Regions from separate parts of the Homo sapiens genome. Here all the other regions are linked to region 3. Evidence: chromatin contacts called from ENCODE Hi-C or POLR2A ChIA-PET data. All regions are on one chromosome and are shown on one strand. The core of a region is the stretch at or near the end of the contact, and the rest is flanking DNA. Distances in the headings are between cores, read along the strand shown.

Region 1 (3,564 bases), core at 284-2,783, 140 kb after region 3:
CACACAGAAGGGGAAGAGAAGGCAATGTGACCACAAAGGCAGAGGCTGGAACCACACAGCCACAAGTTGAGGGATGTCAACAGTCACCACAAGCTCTAAGAGTCAAGAAACAGAGTTTCCACTAGAGCCTCTGCAGGGAGCGTGGCTCTTCCAGCACCTCGACTTCATGATAATGGTTTCAAATTTCTGGCCTCCACAATTGTGAGACCATGACTTTCGGTTGTTTTAAGCCACCCAATTTGAGGTGATTTGTTATGGCAGCCTTAGAAAATACAAGTAGAGGCCGGGTGTGGTGGCTCACGCCTGTCATCCTAGCACTTTGGGAGGCCGAGGCGGGTGGATCACCTGAGGTCAGGAGTTTGAGACCAGCCTGGCCAACATGGAGAAACCCCATCTTTACTATAAATACAAAAATTAGCCAGGCGTGTGGCGCATGCCTGTAATCCCAGCTATTCGGGAGGCTGAGGCAGCAGAATCGCTTGAACCAGGGAGGCAGAGGTTGCAGTGAGCTGAGATTACACCATTGCACTCCAGCCTGACCAACAGAACGAGACTCTGTCTCAACCACAACAACAAAAAGAAAAATACAAGTAGATAGGGATACCCCTCTTCATTTGTCATAGCATGGCTAAATTAAAATTGGTAGACTATGAACACAAAAATTCTGCAAAAATCAACAGAAACATTCTATGAGAAATAAATAAATACATGGAACTTAACAATAAAGAATATTGTATATTTTATTATTTATATGAGTTTTAAAAGTAGTAACCAGCAAGGGAATCAATATGCTAAAAAACGTTGGTGATAGAACAGAACATTAACTTTGAGATTTTAGGAAAGAACATTCCCAAGAGGTGACAAGATTCCAGTTTGCTACGTGTATGGTGGCTGAAGTAAAAGAAGAAAGCTAAGGGACCTGTGATGCTTACCTGCAGGACAGATCCCCACCACACCACCATCCCTCACAGTCACTGGTATCTTAAAAAGAGTTCAAATCAATTTCCTTTTTTTTTTTTTTTTTTTTTAAGATATGGGGTCTACATTGCCCAGGCAGTGCTCAAACTCCTGGGCTCAAGCGATCTTCCTGTCTTGGCCTCCTGAGCAACTGGGACTACTGGTGCATGCCACCATGCCTGGCTCAATTTCCATTTTATGAAAGGCAAAATAAGACACCAGTTTCTTATAGGTACCCACAAGAAAACCAATCCTGAAATGTCCAGCGGGCTTTGGATCTGAAAATGACTGACTCATGGACCATCAGAGGAAATAACTGAGAAGCCCGGAGCCAGTGTACATGGGGCTATCGGCAAGGAATGCCCTGGGTTGCAGGCAAAACTTCCCAGACAAGTATTGCACTTGGCTGACCACATTCCTGGATGTGGGCCTCAGGTATGCAGGCAAAAAAATTAAAAAGACTTTTGCAATGATCTGAGTCCTGATAACAGACCTACATGGTACTGAGAACCAATCAGATGCCAAATGATTCCTAATAAGGAAACGCCCCTTCTTTCTTTTTTTGTCAACCAGGATGGAGTGCAGTGGCGCCATCAAGGCACACTGCAGCCTCAACCTCCCATGCTCAACCTATCCTCCTGCCTCAGCCTCTGGAATAGCTGGAACTACAGGTGTGCACAACCACACCCAGCTAATTTTTTTTTTTTTTTTTTTTAAGTAGGGACAAGGTATCCCTATGTTACCCAGGCTGGTCTCAAACTCCTGAGCTCAAGCAATCCTCCCACCTCAGCCTCCCAAAGAGCTGGGATTACAGTCGTGAGCTACCATGGCTGGTGAGATAAGCCCTTTCAAGGAGTCAGCAGAATGTTCCGTTCTCCACCCAGCGTAAAACTCCCTGTTTGCCTGGCATCCGGGTACATGGAAAGTAGAATGAAGAATAGTGTTATTCAAAGTGTGGACCAGTGCCAGTCTACAAACTGATCAAAGACAAGATAAAGACAATGAGTCAGAATGTAAATCAATACATTACTTCCTTCATTAAGAAAATCTTGCTATGAAAAAAAAAGTATCAGTTAAACTAAACAGTGTGCACAGATGATTTTCCATTACTGGTGTGCAAACCACACTTTGAATAGCAATGGTGTGGACAGCTGCTACTCCACCTATGCCCAGAGAGCTTCATGCATGATCTAACTCTACTCCACAACAAGAAAAAACCACAACAGACCATGCTGCTCACACCTCCATCTCCCACCCCTCTGGGTCCTCACCCAAGACAAATAAAACCAGAAACGTTTTGGCATTCTGAACTCCCTTTTCCCAGCATTACCAATATTTGATTGGCACACTTTTGCTTTAGATAAATGAATGTTGGTGGTTACGCTATGGCCCTAGCTCAGCTATCTCCTGTAATACGTTAATTTAATTAGCCCAACTCACGATATTTCAGGGAAGCTCACTCCACACCGTTTTCTTTTTCCTTTAATGAAACACAGTGATCTCACCCAATCTATATGAACCTTCTCATTCAACTGTATCCCTAGTTATGCCAGGGTCCATTTAAGTCCTACACCCTCCAGCTTAGAGTGTTCAGACATAAACACTCTGCACCTAGCTCTTAGTAAGGCTGGGTTCATCTTAGCTTTAGGGCCTCAGCTAAATGAAATTTTATCTTCCGGGATAGGCTTTCCCTAACCACCTTATGTTAGCTCCCTCTTATAAAGTCTCCATTAAAGAACCGTACATAAAACTTCATAAAACTTTCTTCAATGTTTAATTATGCTTTTATTTTTATGTACCTGGTTGGTGTCTCTTCCACCCAATGAACTATGAAGAGAGGGCAGGAAGCATGTCTGTTTCACTCATTATTGCATTACTGTACACATCTCTAACACAATGCCTGGCACATAGTTAATACTCAATAAATATTTGCTAAATAAGTGAATTTATTACTAGGTCAACAACTTAGAAAGCACAGTTTTCTAAAGAAAAACTATTTGAGGCTGGGTGTGGTGGCTCACAGCTGTAATCACAGCACTTTGGGAGGCCGAGGCAGATGGATTGCCTGAGGTCAGGAGTTCGAGACCAGTCTGGCCAACATGGTGAAACCCAGTCTTACTAAAAATACAAAAATCAGACAGGTGTGGTAGCGTGCAACTGTAATCCCAGCTACTCGGGAGGCTGGGGCATGAGAATTGCTTAGACCTGGGAGGTGGAGGCTGCAGTGAGCTGAGATTATGCCACTGTACTCCAGCCTGGACGACAAGAGTGAAACTCTGTCTAAAAAAAGAAAAGAAAAGAAAAACTATTTGAACTAATATTAGTTTATAAATAAAGAGAGGGGAAAAAAGAGGGAAAGACTATAACAACATGAAAGAAAAGTGTCATTATGGTTAACATACCTTGCCTCTCCTGTCTGAGACTCCATCTGATTAACCCAAGATTTGTAAATATCCACAGGGTCAGTTTTGATGTTGAGAGATTTGTCATCCATAATTTCCTTCACGACTGGGGCCAAGATCTGTCTCAGGGCATTCTGGCCACGGGCACCACGGTTGAAACTTACAACCATTTTAATAACCGTAGGATTTCCTGTCACAATCTCTT
Region 2 (3,366 bases), core at 864-3,363, 170 kb before region 3:
AAAAAGTTTATCAAAGGGAAAAGAACAAAAAACCAAAAAAAAAAAAAAAAAAAAAAACAAAACACTGGCATTTGGGTTAAATATATAAACTAATTTGGGAAGACTAAAATCAGTATTTCAGTGAAGACAAATGAGTGATGTATTTCTAAACTTTTTGCATATCTGAAAATGACCTTTTGTTGGTTTCAACATAAATGACAGTGAGCTGGGTACGAAATTCTTCAGTCCCAGTCTTCCTTCTTCCAATTCTGAAGACAGTCTTCTATTATTTTTGTTATATATTTGTTATGTATTTATTTATAACACACTTATCTGTTTCAATTATCCTGCTTTCTTGCTTGGGTACACTTACTATTCTTAGGCTGAATCCTTACCTCCTTTTGTCAACAAAGATAATTTCCACCCCACCCCATTTTAATCTCTTTTTTCCCTTGCATTCTCAAGCTACTCACTACATCACTGATTCTATTGTCTCCACTGAGACTGAGTCATTCCATTTGTGTCTTAATATATAATTCTGCTCTTAGTTTTGTTTTTCTTACTTGGATAAGCTGAATTTTTCTTTCTTTTTTTTTTTTTGACATAGAGTCTTGTTCTGTTTCCCAGGCTGGAGTACAGTGGCACGATCTCGGCTCACTGCAACCTTCGGCTCCCAGGTTCAAGTGATTCCCCTGCCTCAGCCTCCTGAGTAGCTGGGACTACAGATGCCCATCACCACGTCCGGCTAATTTTTGTATTTTTAGTAGAGACAGGGTTTCACCATATTGGCCAGGCTGGTCTCAAACTCCTTGATCTCAGGTGATCCGTCCACATCGGCCTCTCAAAGTGGTGGGATTACAGGGGTGAGCCACTGCACCTGGCCATAAACTGGATTTTTATTTCTCCCTTCATCTCACCCTGTGATCTTATGGAAGTTGTTACTAGTTCACGTATATTAAGTCTTCTTATATCTTTCTCGGGATACTAAACTGATATCCTCTAAAATTTTCTGTTTTCCCAGAGAAAACAATTTTGAGAGATATTTTTCCTCTGAATCTTCAAAGTAAATACTTTTTCCTGAGCTGAAACTTTTCATTGGCTCCAAGTAATTATTAGTTGTTTTGCTGAAATTCATCCTTTCATTTAGAGGGATCTATCCAAGGCTGGCATTTACCACAATAAGAGATGCCTAAAGTAGGCTGGGTGCGGTGGCTCACGCCTGTAATCCCAGCATTTTGGGAGGCCGAGGCGGGCGGATCACGAGGTCAGGAGATCGAGACCCTCCTGGCTAACGTGGTGAAACCCTCGTCTCTACTAAACATACAAAAAAAAATTAGCCGGGCGTGGTGGCGGGTGCCTATAGTCCCAGCTACTCGGGAGGCTGAGGCAGGAGAATGGCGTGAACCCGAGAGGCGGAGCTTGCAGTGAGCTGAGATCGCGCCACTGCACTCCAGCCTGGGCGACAGAGTGAGACTCCCGTCTCAAAAAAAAAAAAAAAAAAAAAAAAAAAAAAGAGATGCCTAAAGTATTTTCAGCTTTCCTCCCCACCCACCTGGGTGACGGCAAATTTCTCATCTCGGAAACAGATGCCCAATATTGTTAGTTACTAGGGAAATGCAAATCAAAACCACAAAGAGGGCCAGGCGTGGTGGCTCACACCTGTCATCCCAGCACTTTGGGGGGCTGAGGTGGGCGGATCATGAGGTCAGGAGTTCACGACCAGCCTGGCCAATATGGTGAAACCCTGTCTCTACTAAAAATACAAAAATAAGCTGGGTGTGGTGGCATGTGCCTATAGTCCCGGCTACTTGGGAGGCTGAGGCAGGAGAATTGCTTGAACCAGGAGGCGGAAGTTCCAGTGAGCCAAGATTGCGCCACTGCACTCCAGCCTGGGTGACGTGAATTCCTTGCTTGAATTATTCACGTGTGTGGTCTTCCATGTAAATAAAAAAAAACCCACAAAGAGATACCATTTCCCACACACAAGGATGAATACATTAAAAAAGCTGGACAATAAAAAATATTGGTGAAGACGTGGAGACACTGGCACCTCATACATTGCTGGTGAGAATGCAGAACTGCAGAGCCACTTTGAAAAGCAGTTTCACAGTTCCTCTAAAAGTTAAACAAAGAGTTGCCATTTGACCCAGCAAGTCCACTCCCAGGTGTCTACCCAAGAGAACTGAAAACATATGTCCGTGGAAAAACTTGTACGTGAATGCTCACAAAGCCATTATTCATAGTAGCCAAGAAGTAGAAACACATCGGGGATGGTGGCTCACACCTATAATCGCAGGAATTTGGTAGGTTGAGGCAGGATTATCACTTGAGCCCAGGAGTTCAAGACCAGGCTGGGCAACACAGGGAGACCTCGTCTATACAAAAAATAAAAAAATTAGCCAGGCATAGTGGTGCGCCTGTCGTCCTAGCTACTTGGGAAGTGGGAGGATTGTTTGAGGTACGGTCTGCAGTGAGCAGAGATCATGCCATTGCACTCTAGCCTGAATGAAAGAGTAAGACCCTGTCTCAAAAAAAAAAAAAAAAAAAAAAAGAAAGAAACGAAACAAGCCAAATGTCTAACCAGCTGATGAGTAGATAAACAAACTGTGTTATATCCATATAACAGAATATTATCTGACCATAAAAAGGTATGAAGTACTCATATATCCTAAAATATGGATAAATCTTGAAAAAATTATGCTAAATAAAAGCAAACAGGCCAGGCGAGGTGGCTCATGCCTATAATCCCAGCACTTTGGGAGGCTGAGGCAGGTGGATCACTTGAGGCCAGGAGTTCGAGACCAGTTTGAGTCTCCACTAAAAATATTAAATACAAAAATCAGCTGGCCATGGTGGCGCACATCTGTAATCCCATCTACTCAGGAGGCTGAGGCAGGAGAATCACTTGAACCTGGGAGGCGGAGGTTGCAGTAAGCGAAGATCTCTCTACTGCACTGTAGTCTGGGCGACAGAGTGAGACTCTGTCTCCGGAAAAAAAAAAAAAAAAGAAAAGTCACAAAGACCACATACTGTATGATTCTATTTACATGCAATGTACAGAGTAATAAACTCTAGAAACAGGTTAGCAGTAGTTAGTAGATTTGTGGTTTCCAGGCATTAGGGGGTGGGGGAAGTGACTGGGTATGAGGTTTCTTTTTATGGTGATCAAAAATTCTGGAATTAGATAGAGATGATTATTGTACAACTTTGCAAATAAACTAAAAAGTACTAACTTGTTTGCTTTGAAAGGATAAATTTTATGATATGTGAATTATATCTCAAGCAGATTTTTTTTATGAAAGAAAAAGCAACTTTAGAAGTCTCAAAGAAAATCTGTTTTTTAAATTTCAGTCTTATTTTGATGTTTACTACCTTCAAGGTAAAAAC
Region 3 (3,469 bases), core at 215-2,714:
TGACTTTTGCTGTGCTTTGCTTATTTGTTTCTGCCCATCTTGCTCTACTAGATTATTAGCTCCTCGAAAGCAGGAACTTGATCTGTTTTGTTCATTGTTTAACCCAGTGCCAAGAATTAGGGGGTCAATAAATATCTGCATGACTAGAAGTCACTGAATGGAATTCTATCTGTAAAGTAAGAGCAAGAAAGCAACTTTCTCTACCTAAGAAACACCTGCTTTAAAACTCTCCAGGTTGGCCAGGCATGGTGGCTCACACCTGTAATCCCAGTGCTTTGGGAGGATCACTTGAGACTAGGAGTTCAAGACCAACCTGGCCAACATAGCAAGGCCCTATCTATCTTTAAAAACAAAACAGGCTGGGCATGGTGGCTCATGCCTGTAATCCTAGCACTTTGGGAGGCCAAAGTGGGTGGATCACCTGAGGTCAGGAGTTCAAGACCAGCCTGGCCAATATGGTGAAACCCTATCTTTTCTATAAATAAAAAAATTAGCCAGGTATGGTGGTGCACGTCTGTAATTCCAGCTACTTGGGAGGCTGAGGTAGGAGAATCGCTTGAACCTGGGAGGCAGAGGTTGCTGTGAGCCAAGAGCATGCCACTGCACTCCAGCCTGAGCGACAGAGCGATACTCCATCTCAAATAAATAAATAAATACAAACAAACTAACTAAACAACAACAACAAAAACCTCTTGAGGGCTAAAGTACTGCAGCCCAATTCTATAATGTTAGGCTTTCAGAGCCTGAAGGTTATCTGATGGTTAAGCCAAAATTGATTCTTGAGGAAAATGTTTGTTTTTGTTTTTGTTTTTGTTTCCAAATTTCCATTTTACCAGGAAGCCCCTGAACCAGACTAGGTTGAGGGAGACTCCCTTGAGGAAAAGCTTGCCCCTTCCATGGGAATGTCCTGCACCTCTCGGCGGCCTGTCTTTTGTTGGGCATGCGTCCTGGCAGGCTTGCCCACTTTCTGAAGCAAACATCAACCCGTGGCGCAGCTCAGCAAATCACCTGAGTTTACGTTTAACCTGCCAGAAAGAATGTCTGAGCTCCAGGTACTCAGTAGAGAGTGCCTTGACTGCGCTGCTGTGAGATACTCACAGGAAGCTCTGTTGGGGGAAATCACATTCAATGACTGCTTGAAGTGGATTTAGTTCACCCACTGACCCACTGGTGATTGTATGTACTAAGTCAGATCATGCAAGAATCCCATTTCCAAACCACATTATTTTGGCCCTGCAGCCTTGCTGTTTCTGAATTGGCTTCAGTTCCAAGTGGTGGGACTGCTCTCACGGACACTATGATAAACAGCCCCAGGAAGCCTCCTTGGGGCTCTCTCAGGACACAGCCCATCGAGTTCCAAGGGGTCCTCTCTGTGAACCTCCCCAGCAGCTGTCTGTACCGTCCCACGCAGCACACCAGCCGGCCCTCCCAAGGCAGTTTCTGTTAAGGCAAGGGCCTCATTATCTCTCTCATCTCCTCGTTCTCTCTTAGACTCAACTTCCTCATGAACTTCCTTTTTCATTTGCTTGTACTATATTTTTGTAAGTTGTCTCAAACCTTTTAGGGAGTGAAGTTGCATACTATTAAATCCACTAACAAATTAATGGTTTCATAGAAACTTTTTTGTATTGCAAATGGAAAATATATTTATCTTCCATTTATGTTTTTAAATTGTTGTAAAATAAATATACCATAAAATTTACCATTTTAACCATTTCTGTGTGTACAGTTCAGTGACATTAAGTACATTCACAGAAACTCTCTTAATTAACTTCTGTGCCATTAAGCTGCCAGGTGAACTGATGCTTCCCTTTTCCCCTGGCCAGGATGTCACCGATGCCCACAGCCTGCCACAGCTCGGGGCTGGTAGGCTCCTCTCGATTCCTGCACGTTTCTGCTTCTGACACTGCTTCTACCCGGAGAGTTGTGTATTTACCAAGAGTCAGTTGTGTGATTCTCAAACATACTTATGTAAGTTTTGTTTGTTATTATAGTCATGTAATTTAATTAGTTTAAACAGATGAAATATGAGTATCAAAAGAGAGTGGCTGTTTTTATGAAAATGCAGTTGACTTTCAATTTATGCATAGCAAGTTACGTTTCTGAGAGTTCTGTAACAAAGCAGCGAGACTTTTGGGAAAAACCTTCAGGATAGTCCCTGAAACACGAACAGAAAGAATATTACTTACTTGCCACCTCCAACATCACAGGATCGAGGGCGTCCTGACAGGGACTGAATCTGAGAAGAGACAATGAAAGCTGGGCTTACTCGCTGTAAAGCCAAATTCAAGTTTTTGAAAAGTGTCTTCGTAAGGACCTTGAGGCTCTAGTGGGCGCAAGTGAGAGCTTGCGTGTCGACAGAGTCCTCACACAGCAGCCTTTTAGGTTTTGGCATGACTTTTTTAAACTCAAACTTCCAGGCCTAAGGGAGGCATAATATTAATACATTTTCCTAATTTGATGCCTTATCAATTTACCTTCTGGATTAACATTAAAAGACCAATGTTTTACACATAGAGCTTTTTACGGAGTTTCACTCTTGTCATCCAGGCTGGAGTGGCAGTGGCACATCTCAGCTCACAGCAACCTCCGCTTCCTGGGTTCAAGCGATTCTCCTGCCTCAGCCTCCCGAGTAGCTGGGATCACAGGCATGCACCACCACACTCGGCTAATTTTTGTATTTTTAGTAGAGACGGGGTTTCACCATGTTGGCCAGGCTGGTCTCAAACTCCCGACCTCAGGTGATCCACCCGCCTCGGCCTCCCAAAGTGCTGGGATTACAGGCATGAGCCACTGGGTCTGGACGACATAGAGCTTTTAAATAAACATTTCTTTTCCAATTGGCTTGAGAGGAAATGAAATAAATAAAAGAAAAAAGCAGGGTGAAAAAAGAAATGAATGTCAGAAGAAACTAAGCTATTTCAACTAGAATATAAGCTCCAGACGGACAGGAATGAGTATTACAAATCCACAAGAACCAAGGGAGATGAACATCTCTTTCCAGAGACCAGTCCCTGGTACTCAGGGAGGAGGGCACACCACTGCCCTCTTTGGTGGAGAAGACATAGTTATCCTCTGATAAAAGCCTCCACAACCACATGTGCCTCTCACAGCCAAAAGACAGTGTGGTTGCTTCTCCTGTGTTTAAATATGTAAATTTTAAATCATATCTCTTTTTTACTTCCCAAATGATTAAACATCAAATACATCTTGCTTTTACAAAAAGCCTTTTAAGACAACTAATGCTAATGGTGACTCTGGTAGACTTGGCAGAAGAAAATGGAACTGGGCCAAAGGGATCCTAAACAGGTGGGGATAGTTAAGTACACAGGCAATACAAACAATTGCAATAGAGCATCCTTAAGGGCTGGAACAGATTAACTGTTTTCTTTCAAAGTCAACACAGCTTCCCTCTGGGAAGAAAGGCCAAGGCAAGTACCGTGGGACCTCCCCTTTCTTCCACAGTGGG

The links. A loop is a pair of places that touch in the nucleus more often than their neighbours do. ChIA-PET counts read pairs that join two places held with the same protein, here RNA polymerase II (POLR2A). Pooled maps may share reads with other maps.
Region 1: a loop to region 3 is called in a map of left ventricle myocardium superior, with 2.4 times the contacts of the local background. The contact joins two enhancer-like sites. A Hi-C loop is called at or near these places in 1 of 168 maps with a recorded cell type or tissue (left ventricle myocardium superior). POLR2A ChIA-PET finds 5 or more read pairs at or near these places in 3 of 52 experiments (A549, A673 and activated CD4-positive, alpha-beta T cell).
Region 2: a loop to region 3 is called in a pooled map, with 2.7 times the contacts of the local background. The contact joins two enhancer-like sites. A Hi-C loop is called at or near these places in 2 of 50 pooled maps. POLR2A ChIA-PET finds 5 or more read pairs at or near these places in 2 of 52 experiments (WTC11 and activated T-cell).

Annotation. Positions count from the first base shown.
Region 1 is chr15:90,477,685-90,481,248 of GRCh38, reverse strand. It overlaps IQGAP1 (IQ motif containing GTPase activating protein 1), which reads right to left. Exons shown (of 38, transcript NM_003870.4): 26 at 3,360-3,564. Among named protein-coding and RNA genes, the nearest start is that of CRTC3, 50 kb to the left of the region's middle. Within about 2 kb of position 1,533, at least 8 of the 41 ENCODE cell types and tissues checked have a DNase peak (open chromatin) inside an H3K27ac peak, as active enhancers do.
Region 2 is chr15:90,785,163-90,788,528 of GRCh38, reverse strand. The region is part of intron 14 of BLM (BLM RecQ like helicase); the gene reads right to left. Among named protein-coding and RNA genes, the nearest start is that of BLM, 70 kb to the right of the region's middle. Within about 2 kb of position 2,113, at least 5 of the 41 ENCODE cell types and tissues checked have a DNase peak (open chromatin) inside an H3K27ac peak, as active enhancers do.
Region 3 is chr15:90,618,511-90,621,979 of GRCh38, reverse strand. It overlaps CRTC3 (CREB regulated transcription coactivator 3), which reads right to left. Exons shown (of 15, transcript NM_022769.5): 9 at 2,190-2,239. CRTC3-AS1 (CRTC3 antisense RNA 1) reads left to right here. Exons shown (of 4, transcript NR_120372.1): 4 at 1,827-1,971. Among named protein-coding and RNA genes, the nearest start is that of LINC01585, 40 kb to the left of the region's middle. RefSeq lists an enhancer at 1,125-1,174. Within about 2 kb of position 1,464, at least 5 of the 41 ENCODE cell types and tissues checked have a DNase peak (open chromatin) inside an H3K27ac peak, as active enhancers do.